Regions from separate parts of the Mus musculus genome. Here region 1 is linked to region 2. A link is a contact called in ENCODE POLR2A ChIA-PET data. All regions are on one chromosome and are shown on one strand. The core of a region is the stretch at or near the end of the contact, and the rest is flanking DNA. Distances in the headings are between cores, read along the strand shown.

What was found. ChIA-PET counts read pairs that join two places held with the same protein, here RNA polymerase II (POLR2A).
Region 1: POLR2A ChIA-PET joins it to region 2 with 14 read pairs in embryonic stem cell. The contact joins the promoter of Syncrip here to the enhancer-like site in region 2. POLR2A ChIA-PET finds 5 or more read pairs at or near these places in 3 of 5 experiments (Patski and embryonic stem cell).

What each region holds. Positions count from the first base shown.
Region 1 is chr9:88,480,140-88,483,650 of GRCm38, reverse strand. It overlaps Syncrip (synaptotagmin binding, cytoplasmic RNA interacting protein), which reads left to right and starts at 1,254. Exons shown (of 11, transcript NM_019666.2): 1 at 1,254-1,595; 2 at 2,886-3,045. The coding sequence starts at 2,898.
Region 2 is chr9:88,239,630-88,243,048 of GRCm38, reverse strand. No RefSeq gene overlaps it. Among named protein-coding and RNA genes, the nearest start is that of Gm28231, 19 kb to the left of the region's middle. Within about 2 kb of position 1,333, at least 1 of the 3 ENCODE cell types and tissues checked has a DNase peak (open chromatin) inside an H3K27ac peak, as active enhancers do.

The DNA.
Region 1 (3,511 bases), core at 5-2,504, 240 kb before region 2:
CTTTGAAGAGTGTTTATCTAAGTTTCCTTGGACTACTTACTGGCTTATCATAGCATAAAGCTCATTTGGAAGAACAAGTAGCTTTCTAATTGTAGTTTTTTGTTTTTTTTTTCAAAGAGGATAATGCCATTTTTCATTACAGTCGCTCTGGATAAAATTAGTATCCATATCGCCTGAGATACAAACGCCTTTGTCTTGTCTTTCTTGTCCATAGTAAATGGTTACAAAGGAAATGTCACTTCACATAACATTTAATTGCCAAGATGCTTGAAAAGAAACACATTTCCCTCACAGTAGTCCTAATCACGCAGCTTTGTGCTGCTTCAAGTTGTTCAAAGTGTGCCAGGAGGAGCACTTAACTGCTTAAAAGGCCAGGGACAGAAACGGAATATTGCACAATCCAACACCACCGGGTCGGTTAAGCTTCCAAATCTGGCCTCCCTGTCATCCCCGAGCCGGAGGCACAGGGATTTCCTCGCAAACCCGCGGCGCCCCTCCCTCCGCCCAGGGTATTCGTGGAAGCGGAGGACGGCGCGCGCCGGGCCGCGGGATACCCCATTGTCTAGCAGCGGAAGCCGGGGCTCCCCGGGGTGACTCCCGAACTCCAGCCCCGCCACCGGGTGGCCCCGAGCTCCGCCGTTCCCCGTGCAGCTCCCCTCCCCCGCAGCCCCATTGTCTGCCTCGCCTCGCCCCGCCCCGGGGGACACGTGCGCCTGCAGCTTCTCCAGCGCCCAGGGCGCGGGGCGGCCGCGGCGGCGACAGCCCCAGCCCCGGCAGAGCGGGCAGCCAACGTCGGGCACCCTCGGAGCCCAGGCCGGCGGTGGGGCGGTGGGGGGCGGGGAGGGCGGGGTGGGGATATGCTTGTCTCCTGACAAAGAACGAGTGGGACACGCCGAGCCGGCGGCCCCGCCCGCGGAGCGAGAGGGAGTGTCCGCACAGAGGGCGGGTCTCTCATTCACTCGGCCCCTCGCTGTCGCCGCGGCGGAAGGGCGGGGTCTCTCCCCCCCCCCCGACCGGGAGTTAGGGGCGGGGCGAGAGGCGGGGCTCGCGGGCGCGCGTCCCGCGGCGTCGTCTGCGTCGTCACGTCAGCGCGGGAGAGAGAAAGAGCGACTCGGCAGGGACTGGGGACGGGGCCGAGAGAGAGCTAGCGAGGGAGGGCGTGAAGCCAGAGAGAGCCAGAGAGGAAGAAGGGCGGCCACTCGTGTGTGAGCGGCCGCGGACGGGAGTGGGGAAGCTGGGGGAGGAGGTGCAGGGAAGGAAGGACGAAGGCTGAGAGGACAGGGCGGCTAGCGGCCGGCGGAGGTGGCGAGGGGAGAAGGAGGAGCTGTCGGAGGGCAGGGGCTGAGCTGAGGGAGTGAGGGAGAGAAGCGGACGCGCCAGGGAGGGGAGGGAAGGGGGGTCACGCGGGGGCGCGCGCGCACCGGGAGCGCGCTCGGAGGCGAGTGGAACTGGATCGGGTTTGCTGCCAGCGGCGTGAGCTTCGGCCGCCATTTTACAACAGCTCCACTCGCGCCGGACACAGGGAGCAGCGAGCACGCGTTCCCCGCCAGCCGACCCGGTCGGACAGGATTCCTCGGCCCCAGCCCCGCGGGGAGGTAACGACCGCGGGCCCCCGGGTCCGGGAGGGGAGCTCCGTGACATTGTGGAGGGTGCTTGGGGGAGGGCGGCGCGGGGAGAAACCGGCTTTTCTGGAAAATGGATTCCAAGGGGGAGAGAAGAGCACGTTGGCCGGGGCTGCCGGAGAGTAGGCCGCGGCCGCGCCGCCACTTCCTCCTCTCCCCATGTGCAGCCGCGGCTGGGCTTTGTCTGCGGCGCTCCGGGAGGAGGCGCCTCGACAGCCCGATGGCCCGCGCGGAGCGCGAGCGGCGGACTTGGTGCTGTCGTGGCCGGCGGCGCGGGAGTGGGCGGAGAGGCGCGGGGTGCTGTCCCGCGACCGGCCGGCGGGCTTGGGCGGTGCTCGGCTCCCGCGGGCGTGTGCTTGGCGGCGGAACGCCCTCCCCGCGCGGGCTGTCGGCCTCGGCGCCGCAGCCACTGCACCGAGGGGTGCGGGAGGCTGGGGGTCGCGGGCGCCCGGGAGCGCCCGGGGCGGAGAGCCATGTGTCACGGCGGAGACGGCAGCGCTGGGGGGCGGGGAAAGCCCGTGGCCTGGCGCCGCGGCGGCCTCAGTGTTGAGGGGCGAGATGGTGCGGTTGCACGGTTCAGGGGGCTCGCACCGCGACTGCGGGTTGATGTTGGGAGGCGGTGATGACCGTCTTGGCCCGGTACTCGGTGGGTTTCCGTTGAAGGAAGTTGTAGGACATTTGAAGGCGCAGAGCACGTGTTTCTAATGGGTTCCTGGCGGCCGCAGTGGCGAGGCTGCCGCTCCGGGTGCGGAGTCGGGGGCGGGCTTTGGGGTGTGGGGGTGAAGGGTGGAGGAATTGGGTGGTGGGAAGGTGGCTTGTGTGAGCGCTTTGTTCTTCGCTGGCTGTTGTTACTGATCTATAAGCGGCAGGCGGGAAAAGCGCACTTTCTGGTTTACCTTGGAGAGAGACAAGCCCAGCGTTGCTTGCTTCACACACCTTATTCTCCGTTTTGGAACTGCTGCATGTGGCAGGCTGGGCCGGTCGCTGTGCTGATTGGGCTTCATTTGTAATAAGGTTTTTCTCAGTGAGTGTTAGCAGGTGAAGTCAGGGGTGGTGCTCAGGAAGAATCTAGTGAATCGGTCCTTCTGTACCCGAGCTCCAAAATCTGGCTTGTCAGGCGATAGTGATTTTAAGGTTTCTTTCAAGGGAGGTTCAGGCTGGCTGGTTGTAGTTAAGTGGTAGAGAAAGTAAAGATTGGGACTGTCATTGTCCTCTATTCTGTTTGAAGATCCTAGTTTAATTTTGCTTATTGCGTTTGAACAGATCTCTGGAAACATGGCTACAGAACATGTTAATGGAAATGGTACTGAAGAGCCCATGGATACTACTTCAGCAGTTATCCATTCAGAAAATTTTCAGACATTGCTTGATGCTGGTTTACCACAGAAAGTTGCTGAAAAACTAGATGAAATTTACGTTGCAGGTAAGAACTAACACTTGCAAAATAACATTATGAAATTTTTCTATTGGATTTCTGGCTTTGAGCTAAAATAGCAACTTTTTGTGGTTTCCAATAAACGTGGGAACTGGAGCTTTGCCTTGTTCTGATAGTTGGTTAATTTAGGTTTGAGCTTAGAGGTTAAAGTGTAGAGGGAGGGCTGAAATGGGGGAATAGACCTCCCTAGGGGAAGGCTGTCTGGCCTGATGGATAGTATATGATAGTAGCAACAGCTGCTAAATGTTGAGAGGAGCCCATGTGACTTTTTGAGGTATTTTTATAGCAGGATTCTTGTTTAATAACTTGGTAACTGTAGGCTAGTTCTTGTCTTTCTTGGTGTGGTGGTTCCTTTTTCTAGTGGTTCTTGACTTTGAGGAGAGGTTCAGTTGTTACACTTGGTGTTGTGTTGGTTGACTTTAGGATTTGTAGGCCTATATATTTACTGTAGAAA
Region 2 (3,419 bases), core at 84-2,583:
AATGCTCTCTAAGCACCGTTCTGAAATACTGTATAGTGCTTGACTTAGAAGAAACTCATGATGTGTCTTACCAAGAAAATGTGTATTCATCCAGCTTCAGGCACGACCTTGATGGCATCGGATGAGCTTGATGTCTATGGATCATTGCTATAGATTAAATAAGGTGTTTCCACACTGCAGCAACCAACACTTCCAACCGGAAGGCTCTGGTTGGCCTGTTAATGGCAGCACCAGGAGCAGAGGCTCCTAGGAACTTACTTTGTGTTCAGAGAGCAATGACTCAGTCTTCGCCAACAGTACTTGAGACACTTTCGAGACTGTGAAAGAATTTACCGTTCTTTGAACATTCCCAGGGCTAGTTTGGGTGTGTGCCCGAGGGTGATCTCTTTGGCACATTTTGCCCAACTCCACTATTCGACAGTCACTTTTCATCTTTGAAGTCACAATTAATCGATTGATTTGCTCCTTAGCTTAGGGTGTGCTTCATCAGTAGCTCATGATGGCACATATTCACATGATTAGTTTCATTTGACAGGCGTAATTCTGAGAGGAAACCAAATCTCAACAGGGCAGGATGTGTTGGTGAGGAAGGGAGTGACAGCCTCTTCCATTCTCCTTTGATGAGCAGGTCTGGTGAGGAAAAGGAGAGGGACAACTAGACAAGGTATTCCTGTCTATTTCCTGTCTTCCTCTTTTTAAAAAAAATTTTTAAAAATTGGATAAAAGTTCATTTTCTTCTGTCACTTTTGGAAATGACTGGTTTTTGTAGCTTAAATGTTTGAGTACAAGTTACATTTTATATATATACATATATATACACACACACACACATATATGTATGTATGTATGTATTTATGTATGAATATATACTATATTCACACACACACATATGAATGAACTGGCAACCATGTGATCAAACTGATAAATAATTTATTAAAAATAATTTTATCAGTTGTAAACTGTTTTTCGCTTGCTTTTCTCAAGCCTTAGTAATATTTTGATCACAACTGAAGTGCCCAAGATGAGGGCTTAAAACTATCCCAAAGATTCATGAATACAGCAGGACTGCTAAGAGACTGCCATAGTCCAGTCCAGAGGGCAGACATTAAGCAGCCTTGAAATCTCCCGCCACAAAATCAGGAAACACGTGTCCAGGCTTGTGTTCTCTGAGTTTTCCTTCTAGCTTAGGAAGGTTACCCCAGTGGTGCCTCAATACGAAGCAGTCGACAGGTAACTCTTACTCTTTTTACTAGACATTATCCCCCTCTGCTGGTTTCTTGGTGTATTTGCACGGTGAGCTGAATTTAGCCCAGGGCAGACCTTCCTCTGTCCGGTGCACGCATTGGCACATGGGAGTGCTACAGCGCATGTGTGGATTTCCGAGGACAACTTTAGGAAGTTGTTTGTCTCCTGTATTGTAGGTCGTCGGGCTTGTTCTCAGGTTGTCAGACTTAGTGGCTATGTCTTTACCTGCTGAGCTATCTTGCTGGCCCTGATATTTTAGAAGATTTTAAATTTAATTTTTTGACGAGTTCATAAATGTATTCAGTATCGTGATCATATCCACCTCAGATCCCTGCCTCCGACTCTCCCTGACCCCCAACACACCCTTTCACCTTCACATCTTCTTCTTTAGAGATATTTATCGCTAGTGTATGTGATGAGAGTGTGGACCCAGACCCACAGTGCCCCCCTCCACCCCCAGCCTTGCCCAGTACCCCTGTCTCCCCTCCTTACAACCCCCCCTCCCGTCCCTCCGGCCCCTGTGGAAAACATAAGACAACTTTATGGAGTTAATTCGCTCCTTCACATTTCAATGGGGCTGGGGATTGCATGCAAATCTCTAGGTTTTTGTGGCAAGTGACATTATCCAGTTCACCAGCTTCTCCTCCTCTTTCTCCTCCTCCTTGTTCTCCTTCTTTCTTCTCTTTCCCCCTTCTCCTTCGACTCAGTGAGTGCTGTTGTACACATGCATGAGTGTGGGGCCATCCACCACAGCCCACACCCTTGAAGAAAAATTTCCCTCTTTACCCAGCAGCCATCAATTTCGAGCAGTACCTTAGCTAAGGTCTATTCTTAGCCGTTCTTAGCTAAGAGCACAGCTCTCCTCTTGTTGGAATGTTGATTGGCTGGAGTAGGTGCTGTGCAAATGACCCTAGCTGCCTCATCTGGGAGAGCGAGACAAAGAAAACCTGGGCTTAGTGTCAGGGACTGTGGGGGTGGAGGAGTGACCCCTTCAGGAGGATATACTGAGAGCTAGCTCTCCTTAGTGGAGGGCAGAGTCTGATACTGGGAGCCCAGAGTGAGACTGGGACAGTCACTGTACTGAGGAGAGGAGCAGAAAGACTCTTCTTTAGCGATTAGCCAACTGCATGGCTTTCTTTTTCTTTCCTTTTCAAAATTTAAATTTATTAATTTGTATATTCATTCACTTTACATCCCAATATCAGCTCCCCCTCCTCCCTCTCATGCAGATCCTCCTCCCGGATTCCACCCTCTTTCTCCTTTGCAAGGTGGAGCCTCCTTCTTGGTGTTAGCTTCCCACGATAGATACACGACCCCCCTTCCCCCACTCCAGCAATCAAGTCCTGTGGGACTAGGGGCATCCTCTCCCACTGAAGCCAGGCAAAGCAGTCCATTTAGGGAAATGGGATCCACAGACAGGCAGGCAACAGACAGCCCTTACTCCAGTTGTTGGGGGACCCACATGAAGACCAAGCTGCTCATCTGCTACATATCTGCAGAGGTCCTCGGTCCAGCCTGTGCCTGCTCATTGGTTGGTGATTCAGACTCTGGAAACTTCCAAGGATACAGGTTAGTGACTGTGTTGGTCTTCCTGTGGGGTTCCTGTCCTCTTCCAGTCTCTTGGTCCTTCTTGAACTCTTCCACAGGACTCCCTGAGCTCCATCTAATGTTTGGGTGTGAGTCTCTGCATTTGTTTCCATTGGCTGCTCTGTGGAGCCTCTCAGAGGTCCGTTATGCTAGGCTCCTGTCTGCAAGCATAACTTGCAGTATCATTAATCGTGTCAGGGATTGGTTCTTGCCCATGGAATGGGTCTCAATTTGGGGCCATCACGTTTTGGGTCAAAGTTTTTGTGGTTAGGTTGCTGTCTTTACACCCCTATTGGTAGTCCTGCCTGGCTAGAGGAAGTGGCCACTTCTGGATCCATATCCTCCACTGCTAGTAGTTTCAGTTAGAGTCACCTCCATATATCCCCTAGGGCCTCCACCCATCTCAGGTCTCTGGCATGTCCTAGAATCCATCTCCCCCAATTTCCCTTCTCTCTTCCCTGATCTCCTTATATCTCTGCCTCTTATCCTGCTCCCCTCTCCATCCCCTTCCCCACCCAGTTCCACCAACCTCTGATACTTAGTTCTTTCCCCTTTTGAGAAAGACTTGGCCATCCTCCTTTGTGCTG